Regions from separate parts of the Homo sapiens genome. Here regions 1 and 3 are each linked to region 2. Evidence: chromatin contacts called from ENCODE Hi-C or POLR2A ChIA-PET data. All regions are on one chromosome and are shown on one strand. The core of a region is the stretch at or near the end of the contact, and the rest is flanking DNA. Distances in the headings are between cores, read along the strand shown. Region 1 overlaps IL2RA (interleukin 2 receptor subunit alpha). Region 2 has its middle 20 kb from the start of LINC02642. Region 3 holds the start of PFKFB3-AS1 (PFKFB3 antisense RNA 1).

What was found. Hi-C counts contacts between places; a loop is a spot of excess contacts on that map. ChIA-PET counts read pairs that join two places held with the same protein, here RNA polymerase II (POLR2A). Pooled maps may share reads with other maps.
Region 1: a loop to region 2 is called in a map with no recorded cell type, with 5 times the contacts of the local background. The contact joins two enhancer-like sites. A Hi-C loop is called at or near these places in 2 of 37 single-sample maps with no recorded cell type and 3 of 50 pooled maps. POLR2A ChIA-PET finds 5 or more read pairs at or near these places in 1 of 52 experiments (activated naive CD8-positive, alpha-beta T cell).
Region 3: a pooled map shows a loop between it and region 2 (4-fold over the local background). The contact joins the promoter of PFKFB3-AS1 here to the enhancer-like site in region 2. A Hi-C loop is called at or near these places in 1 of 168 maps with a recorded cell type or tissue (naive thymus-derived CD4-positive, alpha-beta T cell), 1 of 37 single-sample maps with no recorded cell type and 5 of 50 pooled maps.

What each region holds. Positions count from the first base shown.
Region 1 is chr10:6,048,419-6,051,649 of GRCh38, forward strand. All of the region lies in intron 1 of IL2RA (interleukin 2 receptor subunit alpha), which reads right to left. Among named protein-coding and RNA genes, the nearest start is that of IL2RA, 12 kb to the right of the region's middle. RefSeq lists enhancers at 2,207-2,586, 2,597-2,726, 2,817-3,086. Within about 2 kb of position 1,638, at least 30 of the 41 ENCODE cell types and tissues checked have a DNase peak (open chromatin) inside an H3K27ac peak, as active enhancers do.
Region 2 is chr10:7,491,137-7,494,327 of GRCh38, forward strand. No RefSeq gene overlaps it. Among named protein-coding and RNA genes, the nearest start is that of LINC02642, 20 kb to the left of the region's middle. Within about 2 kb of position 1,300, at least 2 of the 41 ENCODE cell types and tissues checked have a DNase peak (open chromatin) inside an H3K27ac peak, as active enhancers do.
Region 3 is chr10:6,200,388-6,204,026 of GRCh38, forward strand. It overlaps PFKFB3-AS1 (PFKFB3 antisense RNA 1), which reads right to left and starts at 2,370. Exons shown (of 2, transcript XR_007062045.1): 1 at 2,053-2,370. PFKFB3 (6-phosphofructo-2-kinase/fructose-2,6-biphosphatase 3) reads left to right here and starts at 2,545. Exons shown (of 15, transcript NM_004566.4): 1 at 2,545-2,949. The coding sequence starts at 2,874. RefSeq lists enhancers at 181-698, 699-1,215, 1,770-2,274, silencers at 1,018-1,237, 2,268-2,597, 2,648-2,757, 2,878-3,387, 3,618-3,639 and a cis regulatory region at 2,208-2,739.

The DNA.
Region 1 (3,231 bases), core at 388-2,887, 1.4 Mb before region 2:
CTGAGCAGCCTGTGAGGCATCCACACGGAAAGGTCCGAGGGAAGGGCCTTTGGCCATGCAGACTAGAAGCCCAGCAAGTCACATTTAGTGAGCACCTACTGTGTGCTCTGGTCACTCTAGGCAGGCTAGCTTATGTAGCCTTACAGCACCCAGCAGGGTCTGTGTTATTCCCATTTTATACGAACAGAAGCTGAGGCCCACCGAGGTTAAAACCCTACCCTCATGGACTTCCATGGAGGTTACTCAATGCCCTATGGGTTTGCCTTTCTGCTTCCCTTCATTCTTCACATAAACCCAGTGCTTTCTCTTCTTCCTTCATTCTTCACATAAACCCAATGCTGTCTCTCCAAAGTACAAGCCATGCCCTGACTGAGACCCCTCTGGGATGTTCTGTTCCTTCCAGGACACAGTTTAAGCCCAGTGACATGGGGAGACTCCAAGACACAGCTCATGCCCAACTTCAAAATCTCTGCTTCCACTATGTGCCTGAGCTCTCCTGCCTTGCGGGACTCTGCGTGGCTCTTGGAGCTCACCATGTGTTTTGTCTTGGGCCTTGGTCATTGTATTATTCAGGGAAACAGAATTTCTCTAGAGAAACAAAACCAATAGGATGTATGTAGATAAATAAGAGAATATTTATAATGGGAGTTGGCTCACTCAATTATGGAGGCTGAGAAGTCCCACAATATGCCAGCTGGAGCTGGATAACTAGGAAAGCTGGTGGTGTGGCTCAGTCTAAGACTGAAGGCCTGAGGAGCAGAGGGGCCCTGCTGTAAGTCCCAGAGTCCAAAAGCTGGAGAACCAGGAGTGCAAATGTCCAAGAGCAGACGACGGATGTCCCAGCTTGAACAGAGAGAATGCAACCTTCCTCTGCCTTCTTGTTCTATTCTGGTCCTCTATGGTTGGATGATCCCCACCACACTGGTGAGGGTGATTTTCTTTACTCAGTCTACCAACAAGAAATTTACCCAGTCTATTCAATTCAAATGCTAGTGTCTCCTGGAAATACCCTCACAGACACCCCCAGAGAGACTGTTTAGCCAGCTATCTGGGCATCCCTTAGCCCAGGCAAGTGGACACATTGAAATTGACCATCATGCTCATGCCACACTTCCCTAATGCATTTCTACCTTCTTAACTCCTGCTTTCCCTGGAGGTCTCCCATTGGCTGTCATCTTTCTCTGGGAAGCCTCCGGGACTCTTCTGTCTGTGCTTTGTGGCATTTCTCTGCAGTCCCAGACTTTGCTCCCTTTTCTTTACACGGCACTCACCCTACTGTATCCATCTCCCTCCCACCACCTTGCTAGTGCCTGCACAGAATGGCATGCAAAGGTTTTCGTAAAGGAAAGTAGAAATTCACAAGTTCAAGCTAGGATTTGAATTCAAGCTGTCAACTTTCCAAATTCATAAGACTTTTCCATTCTCTCAAGACGCTTTTCTGGTTGGGAAAAATTCCGGTAGGCAGACAAGATGGGGAAGATTGTTCCAGTAAGGGAGGAGGGTGTTCCTGGGAGTCCAGCTTTGAAATCACAAATGAGGAGGTTCCCTTTGAAGGACAGGAGGAGACCTGCTGGCCAAGGCGTGCTATGTGCTGAGGGAACAGTCTTGGCTGGGGAGCATGTTGTGTGCCAGGCAGAGGAGGTAGCAAAGTGCCCCTGAGGCAATGGAAATGACTGGAGCTCTTGCAGCCGAAAGGGCATCACGACAGGTGCTTTCAGGGGAGATTAACTTGGGGATGAATAACAGGGTGACTGAAAACCAGAGCTTCAGGGCCTGCCTAGGCAGCCCAGGAGATGAACAGTGCCTGTTGACAGCTTGCTTCCTGTGTCGGCCTGAATGCATGGGTTCTGCTCAGATCTACTGGCTCCTTGCTTTCTTGGGAGAGTGAATTACTGCCTCATGGTCTCAGTTTCCTCATCCGTAAAATGGGAATGGTGGCAGGGCGTGGTGGCTCAAGCCTGTAATCCCAGCACTTTGGGAGGCTGAGACTGGTGGATCAATTGAGGTCAGGAGTTTGAGACCAGCCTGGCCAACATGGTCTCTACTAACCTGTCTCTACTAAAAATACAAAAATTAGTCAGGCATGGCGATGGGGCATGCCTGTAATCCCAGCTACTGGGGAGGCTGAGGCATGAGAATCTCTTGAACCCGGGAGGCAGAGGTTGCAGTGAGCCGAGATCATACCACTGCACTCCAGTCTGGGCAACAGAGTGAGACTCTGTCTCAAAAAAAAGGTGGTTGGGGTGGGGGAATAGTGCTAACAGTCCCCATCTCCTATGGTGGCCATGAGGAATCTGTAAGATCACAGAAGCAGAGCACGCAGCAAGGCCTCCCTGGCCCGGGAGTGCTCAGAGCTGGGATCCCAGTGCAGGACGAGGAGGAGGAGGATGGGTGCCCTGGCTACAGGTCCTCTTGCACTAGATTGAAAACGGGGCCAGAGAAGCAGAGCTTGAGAGACGCTGGGAGAGGGAAAGTGAAACTGATGGTCCGGTGGGTGAAAGGTAGTGAAAGCCCGAAGTGCAGTAAACCAGGGATCAACATCTCCAGCCAAAAGGCTCACCCTGTGGTCTCAGCGCCACCTGGGCGTCAGACAGATGTCTGGAGAGACGGCTCTTTTATTCTGAAACACCCCTCCAACTTTTTTTTTTTTTTGGTAATTGTTTGTTTTGCTTTCCATTTAATATAAGGAGTTTTCTCCTTTACAAAAGTTCTTTTTGTTCTAAATCAGGCTGTAAACAGAGGTGCTACCACAAGGACCGGAAGCAGAGACCACACTGGTGCTCAGCTGGGTTGCAGGCTCTGCCTGGTTTCATTGTCGGGGAAGCCACCAGGCCTGCCCCCAGCCAGCGAGATGTCACGCATGCAGCCGGGTGTCATCCCCAAAACTCCCGGGAAACTCTCGGGGCACCAGGGCAGGAAGAGGCTGACGTCAACTTTAACTCCGGGGACTTCAAACGAAACTTTTAGAAATGATTCCTTTGCCCTTTACTTGGTGACGTAATAAACTGATCTTTCTCTGAAAAGATGGGCCGATTTGCTTCAAGGAGCTCATTTCATGAGGAGAAAATACACACAAATATATATATATATATATATATATTTTTTTTCTTTTTTTTTTTGAGACGGAGTTTCCCTCTGTCACCCAGGCTGGAGTGCAGTGGCTCAATCTCGGCTCACTGCAACCTCAGCCTCCAGGTTCAGGGGATTCTCCTGCCTCAGCCTCCCTGAGTA
Region 2 (3,191 bases), core at 50-2,549:
AGGAGGATGTGTAAGAGTTCCTGACATCCGCCTTCATAAGTGGCCACTATGTGCCAAGAAAAAAGATGAATAAGACACAGCCTATTTAGAGTAATATCACGTCTGGGGAGCTGGATTCTCTCACAATATGTCGACCGTATCCCTGAGAACAAGGGACGCAGAAGTGTCTTGCGTAGTGCTCAGGACACAGTGTGCACTCCGGAAGGGTTTGTTCAATCTCCACCCACATCTGAACGTCTAGGACCTGCTTTGTTGAGGGAATGTGACTTTCATGGGAGAGGCGTGATGGTTAATTTCATGTGTCAACTTGCCTGGGCTGTGGGGTGCCCAGGTTAAGCACTGTTTCTGGGTGTGTCTGTAAGAATATTTCCAGATGAGATTAGCCTTTGAATGGGGGAACTGAGTAAAGCAGATGGCCCTCCCCAGTGTTGTGGGCCCCATTCAATCTGTGGAGGGCCTGAATAGAACAAAAAGGCAGAGGAAGGAGGAATTTACCTCCTTTTTTCTGCCTCATTGCTTGAGCTGGGATACCTCATCTTCTCTTCTGCTTATTTTAGACTGGAATTTACACCACTGGCTCCCCTGCTTCTCAGGCCTTCAGACTTGGAATGAATTACACCATGGGCTTTCTTGAGTCTCCAAGATGCAGATGGCAGATTACAAGCCTTCTCAGCCTCCATGATCACATGGACAATATTGGATATTCCTTATAATCAATCAATCTACCTATTTCTATGTATCTGTCTCTCTGTCTATCTAATCTTTCTCTCTTTGTCTCTCTCTCTCTCTCTCTATCTAGCCAATTAGAAAGCTATTGTAAGTTATTTCTTCCATGAGTGGGGTGGGATTGGAAGTTAGAGGGCACAACAAGAGGCCTAGACTCTAAAGACAGAAGGACAAGGAAGAAAAGAAAAAAAGAAAAAAAAAAAACCTTGCAGTAGAGACTGTCATTTATTACCTAATACCCATCCACTCCCCCCTCCTTAAAGACCAAACTTCTTTTTACCTGGGTGCTAAACATTACATTTCCTGGTCTCTCCTGCAGCTTGGCATGACCATGTGGCTAAGCTAGGCTCAATACAATGTAAATAAAAATGCTGAGTGGGACTTTTCCAGGAAGTTTTATTGAAAGGCATAGATTGTCAGCAAGAGTTTGTTTTGCATTTCTGCTTTTCTTCTCTTTCCTACCTTAATGTGACAGCTGGACCTCCAGCAGCTATTTTGGACCTTGAGGTGGCCTTGGAAACAAAAGCCATCCATGCACTGAAAATGTCAGAGTGGAAAGATCAGAGCATGAATTTGTAAGGACCACCTTGCTAGCCAGTATTACAGTTACATGACAGAGAAGTGAACCTCTACCTTGCCTAAGCAACTGATTGCTTTGTGGTTTTCTGTTATGTGTGACCAAATCTAATTTTAACTAACCCAGAAATCTGCTCTCTGTTGTCCTCTAACTGAATGTCAATGGCTTCCCATCTATAGTTACTTACATGAAGTATGATGACAGATTTTATATTATGAAAAGAGCAAGAACAATGTCGTTTTAAACTTCCTTTGATTAAAAAAAAAAAAAAGCTCATTTCTCTTTACTCACACCCTTTGTGATTTGCCACTCAGATTTCCAAGAAAGGGAAATTAGTCAACCTGCTTTCTATGTACCAGAGCTTTCTTCAATCCCTGCTGGCCATGAGTAATATGGAATCACACATACACAAAATGGGAAGAGCCCTGCTTCTAAATTCTTCACCGACTAGCTCCGGAAGTCCCAAGAGGAGGGTTACTCGGGTTCTGACACCATCCTCCTCCCTAATGACACTGCCCCCCTAGCTCTTTGACTCCCTGACACTACCTAAAAGGAGAAACTCCTGCTTCTGGAAATCATGAGGTCCAGGCTGCCTCCCAGCTCACAGGCTCACCACACTCCAGTGGGTTCCAAATGCATCCTTTACAGCTTCTCAGACACCTAGTCACCCATTTGCCCCAACAAGGACATCTTGTGCTTTCAACATCTAAGTAGATTTATGCAATTTTACTGAAAAACTCTTTAAATATTTATTTGTTTTTCCAACACAAATGCCTTTCCCAGAACCTAAGCTGGATCATAAGATCCCAAGGAGGAGGTTTATATCTTGCTATTCTTTGCATACCTGGCACCTAGCATAGTGCTTATACGTGGAAGGGATTTATTAAAGTTTTTGCACAAACGACAGCTCCAGCGGATAACACAAATACTCACATTTATTTTCTCTTCTAACCCTAAACAATCATCCTGGCACCAGTGAGCCCCAGCTCTTGTCCTTTAAGAGAAATTCTTTCCTGCACACTCTTACTTAGCTCTGAAGAGCAAAAGGATTTTTCTCAGGTCGTCAAGCTGTGACTCTTCACCTCACACAGCACTGGATGTCTTAGAGGGGCTGGGGGAGAGGAGACGGTCTTTTGCCTCCATTTTCTTGATGCTCTGTCATCCCATTGTTTCCTACACCTCTAGGTCCCCACCAATGGGTACCACATCACAAATATAAAGGTCAGCATTTAACTTGGGAAGTGCAAGCCTAACATGCCACAAAATCCTCAACTTCCAACTTCTCTCTACCCGTCCACTCCCACATTGCTCTACTAATGGAGAAAAGGAAGAGGTTCAGTGAACAATGAGCATCGTGATCATCATTTGGGATTTGGCAGACGTAGAATAAGAAGACAGCTTTTAGGTGCTCAGGCTAAACTCTCTGGTGGGACATCGTTTAGGGGATAATGTGGGGGACTCAGTCTCTTCCAATCGCCTGACTGGATAGCCAAAGAACTCCTGAATTTGGATGCAGGAGCAAGGAGGGGGCCTATTGCAAACTTCCTGCTGCAAACAACCACTGCACTGTCCACACACAAGAGGCAAGGGTGTCACCCCATTAGCAAGCTACCGTAAGTTCTTACTACAGGAAGGCAGGATTCAATGGGCCGCTGTGCAGGAGAGTCTGGGAGGCTGGGTGGAGATCCTGCCATGGCAGGGCAACAGGAGCAATAGCAAGGAGAGAAGCTGGCTCAGGAAGGGCCCCTCCCACCACTGCTTTGGAGAGTTTCTCTGCATGACAGCACTCTCAATCCCCCTAAATCACAATGGGGAGTGAATCTGTCTTGTTTCCTCATTATATACTGGGGACCTAGCACAATGTCTGGCATATGTTAGGAACCCAATA
Region 3 (3,639 bases), core at 1,120-3,619, 1.3 Mb before region 2:
AGATGGGGCATTAGCAGAGCTAGGGAATGAGTTAGGAGGATGTCCAAACTAGTAAACTCGGAACCAGTAAATTACCAGAATACAGTTGCAGTTGGGTTGTTTATAAGTGATTTTGTAGTGAAGCAGTTTCATCTCTCATGAGGGCTCTACCCTAACTTACCTGGGGCTGTAAAGGCTGCCAGGAGTTCTAGCTGGCCATTAAAAAAACAAAAACAGGTGTGCATTCGTCCTTGCTCCCACGCACTCCCAGTTTGCACTTAGATGTAAGGAGCGGGGGGGGGGGGGGGGCGGGGGGTGGTGGTGGGGCGGGGATTGAGTTAACTTCCTTTTGCCTGCTGCAGAGCAAGTGCAGGAGGCGAATGGGGGAAGAACATAGTCTTCCCTCTAGACTCGGAACGCGTTATTGACAGACAGGAAAAGTGCCCGGTCTGCGAAAGTTCAGCTGGACCTCCGGGACATCAACTCCCTGTGCCCTAAGAGCTGACCGCTGTCAGATGCGTTATCTAGGTCAAGAGATGAATGATGTGCCGCTGCTGGGGCAGACGCCGTCTCTCTGCTCTCCCTGTGAGCTGAAACCAGCAGTGTTTGCAAGCTTGTAGGGAGTGTGGAAGAAGGCCCCCTGGTCCGCTTGCCTCGCCTGTACGTGTGCAAAATCGGTGGGCAAGCAGCGGGCGCGCAGGTGCACCGTCATTCCCCAGGAACCGCGGGCGCTCTTTGCAGGGGTGCAGCCGCTCTCCCCGCGCGCAGCCTACAGCCCTCCCCGACCCCCGCGAACCCCAGGGCGGGAACTCGTCCCGGTGGCGCGGGCGCTCGCTGCCTGCTGTTTCCCTCTTCGGGTCAGCCCACTCTTATTTCAGGAGTGGAGTGGGACTCTCCCCTGGGCGTTTAGGGTGTCGCCTCTGGCATGTGCTCCCACTGCAGAAAACAAGTCCAAATGCAACGCATCGGGTTTCTGAACAGCCGCCAGAGCGCGGAAACCAGACCGTCAGCAAAGCTGTCGCGGGAACAGGGGCTCTGAGAGGGCGGCGCGGGGGGCGGGGTGCCGGAGTGGGGGTCGAGGCGGGAGGGGGAGTGGGGGTCGAGGCGTGGGGGAGGGTGGCGGGGCACAGGCCAGGTGGCCGATGTTGCGCGTTCCGGGGCCCCTCGGCAGGCGGCGGGTCGGGAGGAGTGGAGGCCCGGGTGGGGCGGGCGCGCGGGGCGGGAGCAGCCCCGGTCGCCGCCTGGGCGCGGGCGCCCTCCCTGTGGAGCATGCGGGACGTGAGCGACGTGTGGCAGCCTCTGCGCAGACTTTTCCGCCGCGGTGTAGGTTTCAGCGAGCGCCGCCTTCCCTCCAATCACAGCCCAGCCTCAGCGCTAAGTGTGCACCTCTCTGCAAGGCGGCGCAGCGCTCCCGTACTGAGGCTTCGTTTGCAAAAGTTACATCCGTCCCGGCGCGGGCGGCGGTTCCCCACCAAAAGCAACCCAGATCTTCCCCGCACGCCTCTGACCTGACTGCACGACTGTCACAAGTCGCGAGCTGGTGCAAACTGCGAGGGCCGGGAAAGGAGACGGGGCACGCATGCACCAAAAAGTGGGGAGGCAGAGCTGCAGGGTGTGCAGGATAACGGAGTGAATTTTAGGAGTCTGCCTAATAAGGGGCCGCCCCCAATAGTTTTCCCTCGACTTAGGTAATGAATTGCAGATCGAAATGGGTCTAGTTTTATTCATTCTTCTACTCGGGGCGATAAAGGTTTATTGAATGGTGTACATGGTGAGTGTGAAAACCAGATGCCAGCTGCCCCCAGCCCCAGTCCACTTCAGTCCAGCTCCCCGGGGCTTTCCCGCCCCCTCCTCGTACCCAGCACCGCGGGCCTCTCAAGGTTCCCAGTCTTTGGGCTAGGGGAGGGGAGCAAGGCTCAGTTCAAGTCCAGGTTTCTAAGGGATTCAGCAAAGTGGACAAGGACGAGGTGAGGTGGGAGGATCAGGGAAGCCTCCTCCCCGCGGGTCGCCCGGGTCGTGGCGGGGGATGGGCTCACGGGTATTATCAGGGAGCAGCCTGGCCCATGTCCTTACCTGGACTGCGCCTGCCCCACAGCGCGTGTTAGGAATGCAGAGTATTGGGGCTCCATGGCCCTAAAGGAGCTGCATTGGTAGGATGCACTTTAAGCAGCTTCCCAAGGGATTCGGCTGCGGGGTCCACGGTCTACACTGGGCAGGACTGCGTCTCTGCTCTCCTCCCGGCCAGCACAGTTGAGGTGAGGGGCCGGAATTAGTCGGGGAAGCTGTGCCAGACGTCCCGAGGGGACAACGGGACGAGGGGATAACAGCAGCCAGGACCCTTCAGCAGGGCTGGGCGCGCTCCAGGCCCGGGGCAGGGCGGCGGGAGCTGGTGCACCGCCGTCGCCGGCCCGCAGGGGGAGCTCGCAGGCTGCTTCCCGGCTCGCCCACCCTCCTCCCCACGTGGAAGGGGGCTGGGACCCAAGGAATGCGGCCCGCCCCGAGGCTGACGTACGCGTCTGCGGCCAGCCCGGACTCTTTAAAAGCCGGCGGTGCGCGGGGCATCCCAGCCAAGCCGGAGAGGAGGCGAGCAGCAGGGCCTGGTGGCGAGAGCGCGGCTGTCACTGCGCCCGAGCATCCCAGAGCTTTCCGAGCGGACGAGCCGGCCGTGCCGGGCATCCCCAGCCTCGCTACCCTCGCAGCACACGTCGAGCCCCGCACAGGCGAGGGTCCGGAACTTAGCCCAAAGCACGTTTCCCCTGGCAGCGCAGGAAACGCCCGGCCGCGCGCCGGCGCACGCCCCCCTCTCCTCCTTTGTTCCGGGGGTCGGCGGCCGCTCTCCTGCCAGCGTCGGGATCTCGGCCCCGGGAGGCGGGCCGTCGGGCGCAGCCGCGAAGATGCCGTTGGAACTGACGCAGAGCCGAGTGCAGAAGATCTGGGTGCCCGTGGACCACAGGCCCTCGTTGCCCAGATGTGAGTGCAGCTGCGCGGAGCCGGGTTGCAGGGCGGGCTGCGCCGGGCCGGGCCATTGTGTGGGGCGGCTTTGTGCCGACGCCCCTCTGCGGGGGGCGCGCCCGTGCGGGTCGCGCCGGCGGGGCGGGGCGGAGGCGCGGGCTGCGCGTCCTTGGCCGGGCGGCGGGGGCGCTGTGGCCCTTGTCCCGGTGGCTGCCCCGCCGGCCCGGAAACGGCGAGTGCGCCCGGCCGGGCTGCGTACCCCGAGACGGAGGGACGCGCGCGCCTGGGCAGGCCAGGGAGGGGATCCACATCCTCCGCGATCCCTGTCCTCGACACCCGTCTCGGGCGGCCGTCGCCGGAGCGCAGCCCAGGGACCCGGCCGCTCGCGCCTCCGCCCCTTTTCACCGTCCGGATCTCCTCTCTCTGCATGTTTCCATCTCCTCTCCCGCCTTGCTATGCATTCCTATCCCCTCGCTTCACTTAATAACCTATTTCTCTGTCCTGTTTTCTCTTTCGATATATATGTCTCTGTTTTTCTCTGTTTCTACCTCCTTCCTCTCCCACTGTTTCTTTCTGCTTTTATCTCTTTCTCTCTCCTTCTCTCTCTTCCGTGCATCTCCAGTGCCATGGGGGCGCCCGTGCTGGGGGCGCCAGGAGAGCCACCTGGAGCCACGCCTGTGTCCCCGGCTTTGGGGAGGGTCGGTGGGT